Linked DNA regions of Homo sapiens: region 1 is linked to region 2. The links are chromatin contacts, found by Hi-C or POLR2A ChIA-PET in ENCODE. All regions are on one chromosome and are shown on one strand. The core of a region is the stretch at or near the end of the contact, and the rest is flanking DNA. Distances in the headings are between cores, read along the strand shown.

Region 1 (4,919 bases), core at 914-3,413, 650 kb before region 2:
AGACTCAGTGAGTGTGGAGACTGCCTCTCCCTTCTGCTGTCCTCTGGCATCCGAGCCGAGTAGGGAGCGCAGAGGAAGCCCGTGCTGCAGACTGGGCAATTGCACTTACTCCCAGAGGGCAGCTGGGTCCCCCAGGGTGAGCGAGTGAAGCCGTGGGGAAGAGTCTATATTTTTCTAACAGGCCAGGAGGGCCTAGATTTCCCTACTTTCCGCTGAGCATCTTTTCTCCAGAACTACTTCCAGAATCCTCTAGATTGGAAATGTTGACCCCCAACATTCACCCTCTAGTGGAGCACTAATGGAGGGCAGACTCCCCTGTCCTCTGGGTTATCAGTTTGCGGGGAGGGGCCGTTGGGGAACCCTTAATGATCTCTCCAGCCTCTCTTCCCTTTCCCGGCGACCTTCTCTTGCGGGCTCCAGACCTCGGCTCTCTGGAGTCCTGGGGTGTCACCCGCTCTCAGCTCCGCCCGCTTCTCCGGTTTCCCTGGCCATAAAACCCTCGCCTCAAGCTCTAAAGCGTTTCCCTGATGTTCCGATTCAGGTGGAAAACTTTTTTTCAAGGTGTAAATTTTCTCTGCTGGGGTCGTGATTTATTCCGCTCTGAAGTCAGCGGAAATTTGACCCGTGTTTTCCGAAGTGAGAATAGGGGGCGGGGAAGCCCCTTCGACCCTTGTTTCTAAATCTCCACCTCGAAGACCTGGGCATTTCTGAAAGGCGTGACAATAGGGGGTGGGCCGGAGAGGGTAATTCGATGCAGAGAATTGAAAGGAAGTCTGCAGAACGGGGCCGTGGCTTAGAAACGCTATCATTAAGACAGAAAAAAAAAGTGACTGGGGTTTCTTAGCCCTGAAGGGCTGCAAATGAGCGCGCGACAAGAGTCGCGATTCCCTGCATTCGGCACTTCCCGAAGCTCCCGAAGTGACAAGGGCGAGCAATGGGACACCCTCGGCCCCTCCACCAAAACCCAAGTCTACCCTGGCTTTACCCGCACTACCCTTCTCCCGGGAGCTCCAGCTGTCTTCCCCCCGGCTACCAGGCACAAGCCCCGCGCTCCTCACTGTCCCTGGCAAACTTTCCCTGCGGGCCGACCCGCAGAGACCGCAAGTGGCGGGAAGCGGGACTGCAAATGAATAGAGGACCATGATCTGAAACGCGACCACCCACTCATCCCTTGATTCCCCCACCCGGCCGCGTCCCCCTGGCGCACAGACCCAGGAAGGCGCATAGACCTGCCTGGGTCTGTGCATCCTCCCGCGCACACATGCAGCCGCCGCCGTTAGGCGGGCGGGGATATGTCCCCGAGGGCCCCGCACTTACGCGCAGTGATGCCTGGGTGCTCCAGTTCGCGGCGGTCGTTGGTGCAGCCGCCCTGCTCCAGCCTGGCGTCGGCCGCGGCGCAACAGTAGCGGAGCGCGCAGGAGCCGCAGCAGATGGTAGCGTCCAGCGTGTCGAAGTCCTCTGGGCACTGGAAGCCCTCGTGGTAGTTGCCCTGCACGTCCACCCAGCCGTGGCAGTACTCTCCGGACTGCTGGGCGCCCGCCGGGCCCCAGCGCAGCCAGCCAAGGAGAAGGCAAAGCGCCAGCAGTGCCCTCATCGCCACTGGGCTCCCTGGGCGGCCGGGAGCAGGACGCAGCTGGAAAGCGAAGGGCTGAGCCCGGGCTCAGGGCGCACAGCGATTCCGCCTCCCCAGGGACACGTCGCAAGCTGCTGGCCCCGGCGGCCGAAGCCAGTCCTGCGTGGGATAGCAGGGGCCGGGGAGGCGACAGGGGCTGCACTACGAGTTCCGCAGGCCGGGAGTCAGCATGGTGCGCGGGGCGAGTTGGCGAGGGCCTGCGGGAGGCGCCGGCAGAGGCAGTTGCTGGGGCTGTCGCTGCCGCCCTTCGCCCGGCTCATAGCGCTCCCCGCGCGAGGGGCGCGCCAACCCCCCGGCCACCTCCCTCCCCACTCCTCAAGGGAGCCATAGCGCCCGGGGCTGCCAACTCCAGCGCCGCACAGAGTCCCAACCTGTGGCGATCGCCGGGTCCCGAGAGGAGCCGGAGGAAAAGAATTTGTTCCCCACGTGCGAGTACCCCAGACAGGCGGCCGCTCAGCCCCAGCCCCTATCTGTCACAGGAGCAGGAGTCAGCTCCGCCGCGGCCAAGTACAAACGGCCGCGGGGTTGCTGACAGCTCTGCCCGCAAGGCGTCTTTTAAAAAGGAAGAGGGAGGAGGAGACAATGAGGGTTAAGAAAGAGTCCGCCCTCCCGGATCGCGCCTCTGGAGCTAATCACAGCGGGTGCGGCGCGGGCCGAGGGTCCTCTGCGCTTTCTGGTTCGCGCTCCATCCTCCGCCTCCCCCCGGCCACCCCCGCCCATGCCGCTCCCCCAGGACTTGACTCTCAACCTGAAGATATCAGACCCTCCCCTCCCCCGCCGCACACCCCAACTCTCTCACAGCCCGGAAATCTCTGCAGAGTGACGTTGAGGGCTGCCGAATTCCCGCGTTTATCCACGCACGTGGGCGCGCGAGTGGAGACGCTGGATTTACTTTTCAATGGATATAATGCATGAATGCGGTGCAGTCATTGAAGTTTGTCGAATCATCTGTGCCCTGTTGCACAGACTCAGACTCGTTCCTGGGATACCGCTTCTAAAGGTTCAGGACCGAGAACATGGTTTTTAGGTGTCGCCAACATGTGCTGAGCTTTCCACCTACGTTTCCACTTTTTCTGGGAGGAACGGCACATTTTCACAAGCACACACACACACACACTCGCACTTTTTCCGCCGGCTGAAGGATTGCCGGTCACCTCTGCCAGCCAAGGCCAGCTCGCAAAACCTCAAAGAGCACGACTTCTCCGTTCACGCCCGCAAAGGAAATAAAGGAGCAAAATTAATGATAATTGAGCAGAACTGAACTTCTGTTCAGGGAAAGAAACACATTTATTTAAATGATGTGTCCCCTGTGGGCTATTTTCAGGGGCACTGCTCCGTTAGCGGCCTAAGTGCCTTATGAAACTGGTGTTATGTGAAACCTGGGCCAAACGCAAGCATTTATTTTGACTGCATCCTGAACTTCCAATCATCGTCTATTGGTATGTGTGAATATGTTCGGTGTATCTCGGCTTATTTGTCAAACAAGCTGCATACCCGTGTCCCTGAGTTAGATGTCGGCAAGTTGAGTGAAACAAAAGGAACAAAGTGTTCTCAGCTCCAGCGACACAAGGTGCGCGGTCAAACGCATTTATCACGTTCGCAGCTTCCTGATGAACCGAGTCGATTCCGGAGAAACTTTTTTAAAAATCTCCTATTAAAACGATTTCTTTTTTTTTTTTTTTTATCTAAGTTAAAGTATATTCCAATTAAATAATTACTTCTGATTTCTAATTTTAGGTATTGGGATTAGCATTTAGTTATGTGGCTGCTGAAAATACATGTCCATTTCACACGTTAAGTGGGACCGTGTAAATATTTAACTTTATTGCTCTCTTAGAGTTACATATTTCTTAGGACAATACGAAGCTATTAAGTAAAAACAAATTAAGTTGGAGCTTTCAATAACAAACAATGAAACAGTTTTTTAGTTAAATAGTTTAAGCATATGGGAAATTGTTTTGCAGAAATTTCTTAGATATTGGGTTTTTTATTTACAAAAAAAAGGTCTTGCCAGACTTAATCTTTTTTTTAACTCTAGTTGTTTTTTAGGAGTGTTGTTTCAATTGTATATATATCCTGAGCAATTACAGGAAAATGTCACTTAGAAACACAGCAAAAATGAGATATAGTGATTATAATCAGATGATAAAAATTATGACATGTTTACTGCTAATAACTTTCCCAGAACCACACCTTTTAATATTAGTTTTTGTTAAAATTTAGAGGAATTTCATTACGTCATAACTGCATAAAGTTCTGCTGCAGCAGCAACCTTTGCTGGTCCCCCAAGGGTCAAGTTTCTCTCATTATCCAGCTGTTCTTTGATAGCATTAATATTTTAAGGAGTGATTTGTTGGCACTTACCTCCCATTAATTACATTCTCCATGCCACAGTGGGATTCTTTTTCCTGGAGACACCAGCTATAATTAATTCCCTCATTCAAAGCTCCTGTCTACTTGACTTATTTAGAGGGCATTTTACCCAAATTTAGTTGGATGATGTTTACTAATGGAAAGTAACCAAACCTCCAAATTACTTGATCCTTCGTAGATCTGACTTGTGTGAACAGTAAACAACTGTGCACCATGCTTCAGATCTAGGTCCTCATCCTAAGCACCTTTAAAACCATTACAACAATCAGCTTCAGGAGTTTGCCTGGGCGAGGGGTTGGGGGGAGGCAGTGATATGTTTGGTTTCTTGTCATAGAAGATCTCTGCAAACTTTCCATTGTCAAATTTTAACTTCAAAACTGATGCCCTGAGAATCCTTTTCACCAACAGAAAGAGAATATTCACCTCTTTTTAGATATATAAACATCCAAAGTTTTTGTTATTCTGTTACTAGTTTAATAGTAAAGGAAGATGAAAAAGTTCTCATAGACACCCCTGAAAGACTCTAGGGGGAAGACATAGAGATAGAAAATAAAGTCCACAATATCTGGGGTATTATGAAGAGGTTTTGGAAATTCTTTATTGTTTCTTATCTCAGTAACACAAATTCCTTATTTTGGTCAAGAACATAATCATAAGAGATCATTTCCCCAGCCTACATACATTCTCTTGTGGCCCTGCCTCAAGGAAACTCTGTAGGAAGTGAGTTAATTGACATGATGTCTGGACTATGCTTTAATAAACACCAGCAAGAAAGAAAGAGAGGAGAGAAAGGCAGAAAGAAAGGGAAAGAAAAGAGGGAGGGTAGGAGGAAAAAGAAAAGATAGGTGAGCAATAGGGATGAGAAGATGGGCTAGGCAGAACTGAAACACAACTGGCAACATGTAGATAACTG
Region 2 (4,445 bases), core at 1,396-3,895:
ACGGCGAAATTGCCCTGCCCTGCACTCGACTAGGGCGTAGGGATCAGGCCCAGGGCGCACAGCGGTGGCGCGGCACCCGGCCGTAGCTTCCGGAGTAGAGCGCGCGCTCTGCACCACGCGGAGACACACCCCAGGTGCAGTAAGGCTCTAGTGCCAAGCGGGGTGTGAACCTGGTTACTGTCAAAAATAGGCCTTGGAGCCGAAATTCATCACCTCCTGACCACCCCTGGTCACTCTCTTCTGCAGGGAAACGCGCTTAAACCCTACAGCAGAGGAGCGGGCTGGCGGTGGACACCCCGGCCTGTGCTCCCTACATCCACATCTCCTGAGTGCAGGCCTCGGCGGCAGAGTTGCGTTCAGAAAACCAGCAAGCACATCCCCCAACCCGAAATCCGAGGGAACGAAGAAACTTGGACGATCTCAGCCTTGTGCTTGACAACCTATCCCCCACCTCCCTTAAGTGGTTGGGGAGGGGGATGAGCGTGGGGGAAATTCCATGTGTGGAGTCCAAAGGGATACAGCCACCTCCCGGCCCAAATGCAAATTCATATTCATGAGAGCGGGATAAATAAAGACAAATCTCCGCTGTAATAGCACTTGGATTCGCATCCGTCTTTGCTGGCCTTTAGGTTTAGGGGACTGAAGACAGATGTTTGCATCCCTTTTCTCCTCTTGTCTGGTGACCATAAAGAAAAACCATTTAGAGCGTTGCAATTTGTTTCCCGCCGCAGTAAAACCTTGTATACATTTATTTTCATTTCACCCCCGTGCACAAAAAAGTGCACACTGGTCACCAAGGGCCCTTCTTTATCAAATACGCATTGTACAACATACAACTGCAATAAAACTATCAGCCCTCCCCATAAAACTATCACCAGGATCCTCGGTAGGTCCGGCTCCCTGCACTCCCGACTTTAGCGCTTCCTCACGCCCCGAGGATTTGCAACCACCTGAAACGAGCCTGAAACTCACCCTGCAAAGAAGCACAAGGCTGGGGGACCGCTGTCCCCGTTTAATCCATTACTGCGTCCGCGGCAGTTTAGTGCGCAATAAAACACGGTGGCAGGGGAGAGCGGGAGCCCATCCACTCCCCGGCACTAGCATCGAATTAAACCACTTAGTTTGGCAAACACTGAACGCCTAAATGCCCCTATAAAGACTTTATGAGTTTGTTACTTTAATTACTGACTTGTTACAGAGCACATAAAGGGGGTAATGAATGCAATAAAACTAATTATCTACACATTTAATTCATATAAAATATCCAGGGTTTGTTTACACCACACGGCGATTCAGCTAAGCTTTCCCCCTCTTGTCCACCGAGAGGAAGGATTTAATGAAATAGTTTCCCTTATTCTGCTAGGGCCTAACAAACCAAATGAAAATTACCCTCCGCTTAAATCATGGGGCCACTGAAGTCCACAAATCACTGCTCGCTCCTTTGTCTGTGCCTCGCTGCCAGCACCCAAAAGCCTGAGGAATCGGACAAGAAAGGTGCCCGACCTGGAGCCCTTGCCTGGGCATTTACATGGCAAGAATTTCCCTCACTACAGTCCGCAAACCTAAAAGGCAAACAGACACAATCCCCGGGTCTGTGGAGGATTGTGGGCACCTGAAAAAAAAAAAGAGGCGAGAAAGAGGGAGAGCGCCCGAAAGAGATGAAAGAGGAGATACATTTGGGTACACTTCATGCTCGCTTGCCAGTTATGGTGTAATTAAAACGAACAACCTCACAGAAACTCAAACCAACCAAGGCTTGCGCTAATGCAAACAGACAGAACTGAGAGCAAAGAACACAACGGTCGAGAATCCAGATGTTTCACATTCGAAAGCTTTCCTCAGATTTTTTTATTATTATTTTTAAGTGGCTGTATACCCTGAGTCTCTTGAAAGCACATTTAGCTGCAAGAAGAAATGCAATTTATAAGATGCTTTCTCTCTGTCTCTCTTTTTTTTAACCCCCTCTACCAGGTGTATTTTTAAAGAAATCCGCTTATCGTTCACATAAACCCCCTTGGCCCACTTACTCTATGTTACAGGGCGCCTGAGTCTTGCCAATGTCCCAGTCCTTTATAACATTTCATGCACTTCGGGGGGTAGGCTTGTTGTTAAATTGAGCGTGTAACACTCTTACAAAACAGGTTTTCTATGACATCAAGGTTTCTTCTCCCTAACCGAGGGGGAAAAAAAGAAGAGGACGAAGAAGGGGGAAAACACACACACTATCTCAATTTATGCCTAAGGTATATGATCAGTTAAAAAGGCTTAAAAGCTCGGGGAAATTGGATCAGGGAGAATCGTCACCCAACTTTCATTATTTCCAAGTAGTGTGATTGAATTAAAGGGCAGGGAGCTGGTTAGAAGGGAGGATCAGGGGCTCGGTGCGTAATGGTGTGGTATTAAATTCTAATTAGAGATGCAGGAATCAATGATAGGGAGGTTGGACAGCTCAGTTCCCCAGTGCCAGCCCAATAGACGGATGAGTTATTGTCATGTAAAAAGCGCCAGCAATAAGACCAACCGCTTTGCTATTGTCCAAGTGGAAAGAGCCAAGTTTATTATGAGGACTATATGCTCTAGAGACCTCAGACAAGGCATCTCATAGGAGGCTTTTTCATAAAACTAGGCTCTGCTGGTAGTAAGGAGGCCAGTTTGGAGGCAGGCGTTGAGCTGTGCACATCTCCCCACTCCAGCCACCTTCTCCATATCCATCTTTTATTTCATTTTTCCACTTGGCTGAGCCATCCAGAACCTTTTCAATGTATAAAATGGAATATTCTTACCTCAATTCCTCTGCCTACGAGTCCTGTATGGCTGGGATGGACACCTCGAGCCTGGCTTCAGCCTATGCTGACTTCAGTTCCTGCAGCCAGGCCAGTGGCTTCCAGTATAACCCGATAAGGACCACTTTTGGGGCCACGTCCGGCTGCCCTTCCCTCACGCCGGGATCCTGCAGCCTGGGCACCCTCAGGGACCACCAGAGCAGTCCGTACGCCGCAGGTAAGGACCTTCAGCTTTCTCAGCGGAGGAAGCCGCCTTTCCGCCCGTATATAGGAAGCCTTGATTGCATTTGAAAATGGAAATGTGTTTAGTATTTACCAAACGAAATTTGCTTACACAAATGAAAGAATTTATCACGTTAGAAGCGATTGCAGGGAGGGGTAATTCACTTACAGGGTTACACTATCCTAGTCACACCCGAACCGCCAACAAAATTATCTTAAGCTGCCAAAATGATAGGCATAATTTATTTACTTTGCGATGAGACGTAAAGCTTAGAAAATAATTAAATAACAAAGAGTAAAGCTCATTACTGGCAGTGTCTCTTTTTTTAAGAACCGACAGCGGCTCACACCTCTTTGGCTGGTCATTTTTATGATTATTTCTTTAATTTATTATTATTTTTTTGCAGCTCTTTCCCCCAACTTTTGAGCCGGGTCAACTTTCTGAGAATTGAAAAGTTCCCAAAGTGGGACTGTTTGGTAACTTCTTTCCTGGCTCCCTGATATTCCGACTGATGTTTTTGGATTTTTTTCCTCTCTGGTTTTTTCCTGCTGAAAGCACTATCTCAAGTCCGTCACATCGCGCTGTTTCAATCCACCCAAAGGCGCTTGTGCCAGAAAGGACTCCGCCAAGCCCGAAGTTTGAGCCCAGGTTTCCGCAGATAACAAATTTCCTCGGTTTCTTCCCGCAGCTTCTCTCGGCAACTCTCTCGCGCGGGTGTAGGTAGCGGCTGCCGTATGACCTGACCTTGGAGTCCTCACATTCTAGCTCCACGGCCGGCGAGCTGCCGGCTGATTTGCTCACTTTCTGTCTCCTCTGTCATACTCTAGTTCCTTACAAACTCTTCACGGACCACGGCGGCCTCAACGAGAAGCGCAAGCAGCGGCGCATCCGCACCACTTTCACCAGTGCCCAGCTCAAAGAGCTGGAAAGGGTCTTCGCGGAGACTCACTACCCCGACATCTACACTCGGGAGGAGCTGGCCCTGAAGATCGACCTCACAGAGGCGCGAGTCCAGGTACGCGCGCCTGGAAACCGACCCCGCTCCGCCGCACTGGTCCGGGGAGGTGTGGGGTGAGGGGCGGCTGGTGAAATTCGAAGTCCTGGAGCCTCGAGTGAGAAGGACCTAGGGCCCCATGGCCGATCAGAAATACTGGATTTGGTGTGGCTGTGCGTTCGAGAGAGGCTTAGAGCGCACGCTCTTGGCATTTTATTTACAGTTGCGAAGTGTTTCCCACCCGAGCAGAGACATGGGGGGCCTTGGGACGTGGATGAGCGATGCAATTTCGGGGACAGGAAGTGCCTGTGGTGGAAGGTGTGCAGACTTTGCTCCCGTATTATAAGTTTTTCCTTCTCCCCTCCCGCCCCCCAAAAAAATGCCTCCTAACTCAAGTGCTTTTAACCTGGCCCCATGGCATATAGGTTCATTTTCCCGGAAACTG

The links. Hi-C counts contacts between places; a loop is a spot of excess contacts on that map. ChIA-PET counts read pairs that join two places held with the same protein, here RNA polymerase II (POLR2A). Pooled maps may share reads with other maps.
Region 1: a map of naive thymus-derived CD4-positive, alpha-beta T cell shows a loop between it and region 2 (14-fold over the local background). The contact joins the promoter of SHISA3 here to the promoter of PHOX2B in region 2. A Hi-C loop is called at or near these places in 1 of 168 maps with a recorded cell type or tissue (naive thymus-derived CD4-positive, alpha-beta T cell) and 5 of 50 pooled maps. POLR2A ChIA-PET finds 5 or more read pairs at or near these places in 1 of 52 experiments (OCI-LY7).

Annotation. Positions count from the first base shown.
Region 1 is chr4:42,394,732-42,399,650 of GRCh38, reverse strand. It overlaps SHISA3 (shisa family member 3), which reads right to left and starts at 2,163. Exons shown (of 2, transcript NM_001080505.3): 1 at 1,318-2,163. The coding sequence starts at 1,594. RefSeq lists silencers at 650-699, 2,340-2,419 and an enhancer at 1,226-2,115.
Region 2 is chr4:41,746,925-41,751,369 of GRCh38, reverse strand. PHOX2B (paired like homeobox 2B) reads left to right here and starts at 2,645. Exons shown (of 3, transcript NM_003924.4): 1 at 2,645-3,000; 2 at 3,834-4,021. The coding sequence starts at 2,760. PHOX2B-AS1 (PHOX2B antisense RNA 1) reads right to left here and starts at 3,021. Exons shown (of 4, transcript NR_187403.1): 1 at 2,784-3,021.